2 separate regions of the Homo sapiens genome follow, and region 2 is linked to region 1. A link is a contact called in ENCODE Hi-C data. All regions are on one chromosome and are shown on one strand. The core of a region is the stretch at or near the end of the contact, and the rest is flanking DNA. Distances in the headings are between cores, read along the strand shown. Region 1 overlaps PARD3 (par-3 family cell polarity regulator). Region 2 overlaps PARD3 (par-3 family cell polarity regulator).

Region 1 (4,783 bases), core at 1,376-3,875:
ACCGCACCCCAGCCTGGCAACAGAGCAAGACTCTGTCTCAAAACAACAACAACAACAACAAAAAACTGAAATAAAAAGGCAATGGAAATTAAATTACAAAACCTGATGGGTTTTGATGACACAATAAAATGATTATCATGTTCTTCTTCATATTAGAAAGGTTTTATCATTCAGGCATAGAAACTAATTATAGAACCATTATTTTAATTCTTTAATCATGAAATGATTACAAAGAATTCAAGGCGAACATTTTCTTTGTTTTTGCTTTCTGTCTTTAATGACAGCATAATTGCAAAACACTATACGAAACTAAGCTATGTTTTTTTAAAAGAAAAAATTCCAGTGCAATGCAGTACTTAATTCCAAATCATGTCATAATTCTAAATCATGGCTAAATTCTACAGACTTTCTTGAAATGACTCAGAATATTAAATAATGTAACAAGAGATATATCACCTGTAAGTTTCATAAGAGGCTAACTCTGAAACTTCTTTGAGAATTAGAATAAAAGTAGTGAAACATACATCTAATAACCAGTTTTCTAAAAAGAAACCATTAATGAAGAGTTTGTATTACTGTTTTTAAAACATTTTAAAGATCATTAAAATATTCTTCCTGATTGATTTTTTTACTTCTATTTATGCTCTTGATGAACTTCATAATTATTCATTAATAATTTTCTGAGCTTTTTTTTCTATTTACAACTTGGCCATTATTTATCTGGAGAGAGGGAATAAATGACATAGAAATGTTAATTAATTTAACTTCTCATTTCAGATTTAGTTAAATTATTATATTAGGAAAACAAAAACAGTGTGACCATATTGGTTTGGAGTTATTGATAGATTTTGAAAACTGGAGTTATTGACAGATTTTGGAGTTACTGATAGATTGTGAAAGGGCTTGCAACATTCTTTTGTCAATTACATTTTTTTTTCAAAGTAATACTACATGTGCATAGTTTATATTTTAAAATGCTAAAAGCCTTAAAAGAATCATTAAAAGAAACTTCTTAAATGAAACTTCTGCTTCATCACATCTTGTCTCTCTGACCACCCAACCCCAAGACTTTTAAAGCTTTCAGTCGTTTTCTATGACATTTCTTTTTAACTCAACCTGAGATACTCAGAATGAATCCATTGTAATTCCTGGTTTGTGATACACTCTTGCTAGTGATGGTTTCATTGCTTACTTTCATTTAGTTATGATGAAAGTGCCATGCTCAATATTATTAAATGTAAGTTGCCAGTATGAATCTATTACACAAAGCAAAAGCTAGGAATTTAATAATAAGCCATGTCTAACCAAATTCCTCTGGTATTTAGACATTTCTGGGTAATATATTTATATCACTATCTCCTGATTTATTACTGTTAAACACACCTGTTGACTTCCTACAAAGGTAGATGAAGCATTAGCTCTCTTACACTCAAATCCAAATTCTGACTCCAAATTCCCATCTTCCACATCTTCCCAATATAATTATAGCAAAATTTATATGAAAATGATTTTACAATCTGATTTTTCAGATTTCCAGGAGAACAAGTCTATCATGGCTTATTAAGCCCAATTTTTTTCCTGGAGCCCTCTAACCTCAAAAGCTCCCACCACATACGCCAATCTAGGCTGCCTGCTTCCTGGTTTTCTGCACAGCAGAAGTCCTGGGACTTGTTAAAGCACACATTCGGTGGCTGCCTAAAAGGGTATTAGAACTAAAATATTTTGCGTTTGCATGCTTTAAATGTATGTATTCTATCATTACCACTCACTGACAGTTTGGCTAGGTATGGAATTTCAGGTAACAAAACATTACCCTTCAATATTTGAATGTGTTGCTCTATTATCTTCTAGCTTACAAGACTGATGTGAAGAAATCTGATTATATTCTGATTCTCAACTCTTCATTGTGTGTGTGTGTGTATATATATATATATATATATATATATATATATTTTTTTTTTTTTTTTTTTTACAGGATCTTCTCTTTCTGGTATTCCAAAACTTCACAATGCTGTCCTTTTTGAAAAATTGATTTTGCTCAGCACTAGGTGATTCTTTAATCTGGAATCTTAAGTTCTCCAGTTCTGGAAAAGATTCTTGTGTTATTTCTCTAATAATCTATCCTTTATTATCTCTGTTCTCTCTTTCTAGAAATTGTTTTCTTTAAATATTGGACCTCCCAGAATGAACTTTTCACTTCCTTTCTTTCTCACTATACTGCTCTTTGTCCTATAGCTCATGTTTTCCTTTATGGGAAACTTCTCAACCTCATCTATCAAGCCTTCTATTGTGTTTCTTAATACTGATATTGTATTTATTATTTTCTAAGAGTTCTTTCCCATTTACTCAATAATCCTTTCAATAGCCTCCTGTTCATCTTTGATGGTTTTAACATCATTTCTATTTCACAGAATTACTGTTTATAATTCCTTAATATTTTTCTCTTCTCTTAATTTTATGTTTCCTCCAAGTTCTTAAAGAAAACAAACAAACGTTGTTTGTTTTGGACTCTGTCTTCCACAATTATGGCTTTTCTGAAATGTTTCACATGTTTTTCTGCCCTTTTATATTTAAGAGTGAAGCACTAAAAAGCAGATTAGTCACTGTGTGCTTCAGGGGGGTTTATGAAATGGTGGACAGGAAGGCTGGGCAGAGTGTCACTTTTTTGGTTGGGAATTCTCATGACAGTGTATGTGGACTCCTTTTCCAGGGCAATTCCATGTCTTCCGAAGAGAATCTAGCAATCTTTGGTGCGGGGTGCATAAGCTTGATTCTTGACATTCCAGTGTGATTCTGTCATTCTATATTAACTATGTCCATTTTCACAAAAATAGAGTTACTATTTCTATATCTCATTCTGTTTCTTGTTTTGGAGTGATTTCCAAAAGGAAAAGAGGAAGAAATAGCTTTACTCTCTAATGTTAGACTTTCTAATTTCTGTTATTCTTAATTCTCAATTATTTTCAAATAGCTTAAATGTCTTTTCAAGAATAAAACTGGTATATGGATGCTTATATATTTTTTTAAGTAGACGAAAGACATGGATGTAAATGTTCCAAAATGGTAACAGCTATTGGTTATAATTACAGAATTATGTCCACCACTTCCTAACACACTTTAGGAATAATTTCTGTATTACTTTTTTACAATATTTATGGTTAATTTAGGGAGTACATTTTTAAAACATTGAGTTTGTAATCTACAAAGCTCCAAATACAAATACTGTTTTAAAGATTTAACCGAGTCCTCCACACTTTTTCTCCCAAGCACATGACCTGGTGCTATACTCAAACTAGTTTTCCTTTCTTTGACATGTGATGAAAATCACAGTTTGGCTTTAGTTTTTGCCCACATTTACTTCTGCTGGTCAATATGGTGACTGTGACATACAATTTTTAATCCTCTGTTTCAATCTTTGCTGGTCTTCACTCTTCGTTCTCCTGCTAAAGAGTGACCAGCTCCTATTCTGATCTCTCAGGAGTATCCCACTGATGCTGGTGACAAAGAACGTTTCCCACTTTTCCCACTGCATGCTCCTATCACCACTATGGAAGCGCATGCCTCAAGAATACAATTTCAGGCTCCAGCACATCCCCACCAGTAGATATTGTAGTTTTGTGGCTAAGGCGTGCAAATCGATACAAGTAAACTGAACCTGATTAAAGTTTCTGAAAATCACAGTCTTAGAAGAACCGAGTGGTAAGCTGATTAGCCAAAGGTTTACTGAAAGCCTTTTTTGTTTCAATCCTTGTGTTTGAAAATCCTTCTAGAAAGTAATAAAGGTCTCATCCATCTTGAAAAGAAGGAATAATGGATATTTAACTTAAAAAAAAAAAACTTTTGAGATTTTCATGACTCACTGTTGAGTACTTTGTAGAAAAAAAGGACGAAATTGAGTTCTTTTGGTTTCTCACTATTTTTCTGACAGACCCCCCACCTCACCCCGATAACAGCACTTTTATAGGTATCTACCTCTTGTTTCTAAAAGTGTAATTTGGAAACATATTGGCTAACTGTGGGTTTGCTTGGTTTCTAGCTAATTGAGACTTTATTGTATTGTTGCTTAATACATGATTTTAAAATTATACTGCAGCTGATTAAAATGAGAAAAATATATCTTTACTATTGTGGCAGAGTTTTTTCTTTTTTTCTCTAGTTTGACTTTTTTTCTCTCAATTTCAGGGATTTTCAAATTTCTAAAACAAAAACAAATCAATATTTAATTCCAGACTCAAATTGCTTAATATGTGGATAAAAACCTTTTGATCTTTATAAGTTTATATATATAGTAAAATTTTCCCTTTACAATGTCTAAATTTGCCTCTACATAATAAAATTTGTCTCACAATGATATCTACTTTAATTTGATACTTTACTAACTTTGTTTTGGAAAAAAATCCCAACTTAATATGATTATAGATTTTTAAAATATTTGTTTTTCTCTTTATATATATAATTTTTTAAAAAAATCTTTCAGCTCCTATGAAAGGGCTGGGAAAACAGAGTACTAGTATTACCCAGCCAAGGTGCTGCCAGATCATGAGCTCTAGGGCCAAAGGTCACAGGAATTCAGGGGCACATTTCAAAACCACCTGGTGCCTCAAGGCTCAGTAAGGAAGGGGGCAGTGCCAGCTTCTACCTGAGGACAGAGGAGAAAAGAATGGAGCAAAACATCTGCTAAAACTCAGCATGACCCTTCCCAAGCAGATTGGAACACTGCCTTGCCTGTATTTTATACTTCCAACCGATGTCCAAGTACTGGTGTGTAGGGAAACTAAGCCAA
Region 2 (4,783 bases), core at 851-3,350, 390 kb after region 1:
CTTAGACATCTAAAATCAGTTATGTCTTTCAATACCAGTCCAAGAAAGAGAAACAGAAACTCAAACACTGACCACATTAGTGTTTATGGTGAAACACAACTCTGATTAGACAATTAACATCCAGGCTGCCTAAAACTAAAAGCAAGCTTCATAAACAAACCACTAATAAGCTGTTGCTTCTTCTTTGGAAAGAGAAGGTTATTTATAAATTGCTGCCACCTAAAAACTGACCTGATTCAGTACTGTCAGACAGCGAAGTACACTTAGGCAAGTGGCAAATGACAAGGGAAAAAAATCACCTCACAAAGTGTGACACTTCATCCTAAGTGTAATAAATGAACAAAACAGAATATTGCACAAGACTGTGAATTGTTTAGCCGAGATCCGCCACTGCACTCCAGCCTGGGTGACAAGAGCGAGACTCCGTCTCAAAAATAAATAAATAAATAAAATGTAATCTTTATAGTTTCCCACTCATAAAAAGTAATACTGAAGAAAAACCTCTGAATTCGGTAAGTTAGGGTTCCTAGCATCAAATATTCCATGTGAGATCTTAAAAACAACAGGAACATCAAGAAATCAGAGCACCTAGCACGTATGACCACTCTGGGAGACACTGGCTCAACTGCCTCTGTCCCTAATGCAAATTTACCAGCTGAAATCCTTCAGAGATACATTCGCTGATAAACAGGCTACAATAGGTGTAGAAAGATGTGGGTAATGACTGACTAGATTGCAACCTGTCTGAATCATAGAAATTGAAAGAAAATAAGCTTTGCCAAGACACAGAAGCCAAGATTTCAAGCACTTTGGGACATGCAGTTCCACTGCTGGGATGTTTATTCAGAGGTGGCTGTAAGTTTCACTTCACTCTTTCAAGTATGTGCTCGGGGGCTGCACACCAACCGAGGGAGTGAAAAGAAAAATCAGATCAATCTTGCATGAAGCACTTGGTGAGGAGTGGAGGCCAGACGAGCTGGGCAGAAAGAATGAAGTACAGGAAGAGTCACCGGGACAGGAGCCTTCTAGGAAGAAGAGGCTGCAGAAACGCAGGGGTGAGGCGCCGCTCCGGCAGGGCACCAATGATCCAAGTAGGAGATCATGCTGAGTTTCTTCTCCTTCTCATTGTGAGAAAGCAAACACACAGTTTCTTCTAGACCTGGAACACCAACCGTGACTTGCAAACACAATGACACAGATTCATGATGCCTTGTCCACAATTCCAAAATCAAATGACTCTCAAAATGAAAAATTTTTCATAAGTTTGTTAGAAGTACATTTGGTGGCAAAAGCAACTCTGAACCAATCCAAGATTATTTGTAGTATTTATTTACTTGGTGAATATTCACATTTTGCTACAGAAATACCAAAATTTTGACTACAGGGTCCTGCCTCAGACATCACAGGAGGTGTTACATCTTATGACACATATTCCATATTACCTGCCTAAAATCTGAACAACTCAGTATTCTAACATCCAGCCATAATGATTTTAGGTAAAGTATTGTGGTGCTCCCAGATGCTGGAGCCAGTGAAGACTAGCTCATGAGGACTCTTAAGTTTTCAGGAATTTTGCAAGCCAGTTATTACCACCTTCATCATTTAAAAATTAAGATATATAAACTTACAGTTAAATAAATTAAAAAGCAGAGTAATAAATAAGTAAAACTCAGCCAGGCGCAGTGGCTCACGCCTGTATTTCCAGCACTTTGGGAAGCCAAGGCGGGCAGATCACCTAAGGTCAGGAGTTTGAGACCAACATGGCAAAACCCCCTCTCTACTAAAAATACAAAAATTAGCCAGGTGTGGTGGCGGGCACCTGTAATCCCAGCTACTCTGAAGGCTTAGGCAGGGAGAATCGCTTGAACCTGGGAGGCAGAGGTTGCAGTGAGCCGAGATCACGACACTGCACTCCAGTTTCGGTGACACAGCGAGACTCCGTCTCAAAAAGAAAGTAAAACTTCCTATCATCTGTGTTGCATTTTACTACTCTGTGTGGCCTTGGATTGTCCTAGGTCTGCTGTATCTACACAGTGGAAACACTATGTAAAAGTGTATGATGGTGTGTTTTCCAACTCCACACTCAGGGACATCCCATTGGCTTCCTGAAATAGGCCAGGGCGGGAGTGTGTACACCAAAGAAATTGGCAAACACTACAAATCAGTCCCCACTCCTTCAGCCTCAGCTGAGAGTGGTTGTGAAACATTTTACTAACACACTGTCACTTTAAGCTCTCTTGAAACCATACGCGACTACCTTCCAGATCTTCCTATTTCAAAAAGGAGTTCTAGAAAACCACACCAAGTGTGCAGGGCGGAATGGGGAGTCAGAGTCCCTGGAACAGAAGCCTCAGGAGCCACCGTGTCCTTTCCCAGGGTCGTGGCCCTCAGCTGCAGGCAGCTCTAAGGCTTCTTCATGCTGCCTGCCTCCTGCTTCCCAGGACATTCAATTACAGGTTATGCTGTCAAACAACAGCACGCATTAGAGCAGGATTGCTCTGCTGCATCCCCAGGACCTAGAACAGTGTCTTGCACATAGTAGGTACAGAGTAAATATCTATTCAGGGAATGAACAAATCCTCCAAAGCTCCCTGTGGTTCACAACACACTATATTAAAAAAAAAAAAAATGCCAAACATAGTATCTGCTATACCTCGTGTTCTAGCATGAGAATTCATGGAAGGAAGGAAGGTGGATGGCGGGGAGACTACTCCAGTATAAATACAAAGATATAAGTATACAATGTTTCCTTTACTTGGCCAGGCATTGTGGCTCACACCTGTAATCCCAGGACTTAGGGAGGCTGAGCTGCCCGCTCAGCAGATGGCTTGGGCCCGGGAGACAGGAGACCAGTCTGGACAATACAGCAAGATACTGTCTCTACAAAAACAAACAAACAAACAAAAATAGAAATATTAGCCAGGCGTGGTGGCCATTTGCCTGTAGTCTCAACTAGTCGAAAGACTGAGGTGGGAAGATCACCTGAGCCTGGGAAGCTCGAGGCTACAGTGAGCCATGACCATGCCACTGTGTTCCAGACTGGGCAACAGAGTGAGATCCTGTCTCGGAGGGGACCGGGGGTGTAATCTTTTTACTTTCTGATTTAAATAAGTTATTTTTATTGAGTCTGGAATCTATTACTTGCAATATTGTTTCCATGAGAAAATAAAGTTCCAAGTAACAGATTTTACAATGAAGTTTTAGAACAATGACCCATTTCTGAATTGGAGACATCAAGCTTAAGTATATAGTCACCATAGCAACTTTTTCAAGATCCAGCATCCTTAATTTAAGATATAAGTAAAATTTTAAAGCAAAAACAAAAAGCCATTCAAAAAATTAAATAATAAAAATATTCCATAAAGCCATACCATGAAATGCAATATAGAAAATTGTGACTGATTTTTAGAAGACAAAGCCACGTTTCTTTTCCTATCTTTTTAATGAGGCACATGGAGGATGGTTTATTTATTCCCTAGGGAGAAACCTTCATCCTGTACATAAATGCAGTATAACTGATATTTCACACATGGTATTTGTATAAGAAACACAAATGCAAAGAGAAGGGAAGAACTTCCAGTGTGCTTAAGAACTGAGAACTATAAATGTTTCCTTTAGAGAAATGAAAATTTAAATCTCTCGAATCTGCAGTATGAGACACATAAAGCCATCTGCCCCAAGATACAATCTATATTCCTGAAGGGACAACAAAACTCTCTCATTCTATATGAATCTTCTGTATATGAATTCTGAATTCATAGGCAGCCTTCCATCTCAACCTTGTACAAAACCCTGAAGCCCAAGAAGGCACAACCTTTTCATGCTAACAGCACAACCTTTGTCTCCTGCTCATGTTTAGACCACACCTCAGAGAATCTGCCTTGTGTGTGATGTGTCAGATTATAGGGAGGAGGCCCCTGGGAAGTGCTGGTGCCTAAACTGCAGCTAATTTTTAAGTGTCCACAAATGCAGTGTCCACATCCAAGGAAAACAACATTTATTTAACAACTTTCATTAAAATTAAGCCAATATTATATGTATTCATCAGTACACATCCCATCCACAGAGAACCCAGAATAAGCAGTATTCTTTAATCTTGGTATGCCTCGCTGTAAGCAAACCCACATAGAGTCAAAACAGCTCATCTTTAACCCACATACGTTTTTTGGGTGGGAAGGTGGGACAGGGTCTCACTCTGTGGCCCAGGCTGGAGTGCAGTGGCATGATCATGGCTCCCTGCAGCCTTGAAGTCCTGGGCTCAAGCAGTCCTCCAGCCTCAGCCTCCCGAGTAGCTGAGACACAGGCAAGCAACACCGCCCCTGGCCTATGCACATTTTAAAGTGAAGACTAACTGTCACAGGAACCACCCTATTCAGAAAAATATCCTCACAAACATTTTTAAAGAAAATGATATGGAATGAATAGAATGGAACAAAATAAAATAGGAAATATCAATGTACACTTACAAAGCAGTAAGGTTGTTTGGGGTGTGTGTGTGTGTGTGTGTGTGTGTGTGTGTGTGTGCACACACACACACGCTTGCATTTACCCACTGGGCTGCCAAGTGAAATGTATTTTTTACTCTAGCGTAGTGATTCTCAATGAGGGGCAATTTTGCCCCCAGGGGACACTGGCAGTGTGTGAGACATATTTGGTTGTCATAACTGGGGTCAATATTATTGACCTCTAAACAGTATAGGTCAGGGAAACTGCAAAACATCCTCAATACACAGGACAGTCCCACACAACAAAGAATAATCCAGTCCAAAATGTCATTTATGCA

The links. Hi-C counts contacts between places; a loop is a spot of excess contacts on that map. Pooled maps may share reads with other maps.
Region 2: a map with no recorded cell type shows a loop between it and region 1 (3-fold over the local background). The contact joins two enhancer-like sites. A Hi-C loop is called at or near these places in 4 of 37 single-sample maps with no recorded cell type and 2 of 50 pooled maps.

Annotation. Positions count from the first base shown.
Region 1 is chr10:34,143,271-34,148,053 of GRCh38, forward strand. The region is part of intron 22 of PARD3 (par-3 family cell polarity regulator); the gene reads right to left. Among named protein-coding and RNA genes, the nearest start is that of LINC02629, 240 kb to the left of the region's middle. Within about 2 kb of position 2,626, at least 2 of the 41 ENCODE cell types and tissues checked have a DNase peak (open chromatin) inside an H3K27ac peak, as active enhancers do.
Region 2 is chr10:34,537,716-34,542,498 of GRCh38, forward strand. All of the region lies in intron 2 of PARD3 (par-3 family cell polarity regulator), which reads right to left. Among named protein-coding and RNA genes, the nearest start is that of PARD3, 280 kb to the right of the region's middle. RefSeq lists an enhancer at 2,165-2,454. Within about 2 kb of position 2,101, at least 8 of the 41 ENCODE cell types and tissues checked have a DNase peak (open chromatin) inside an H3K27ac peak, as active enhancers do.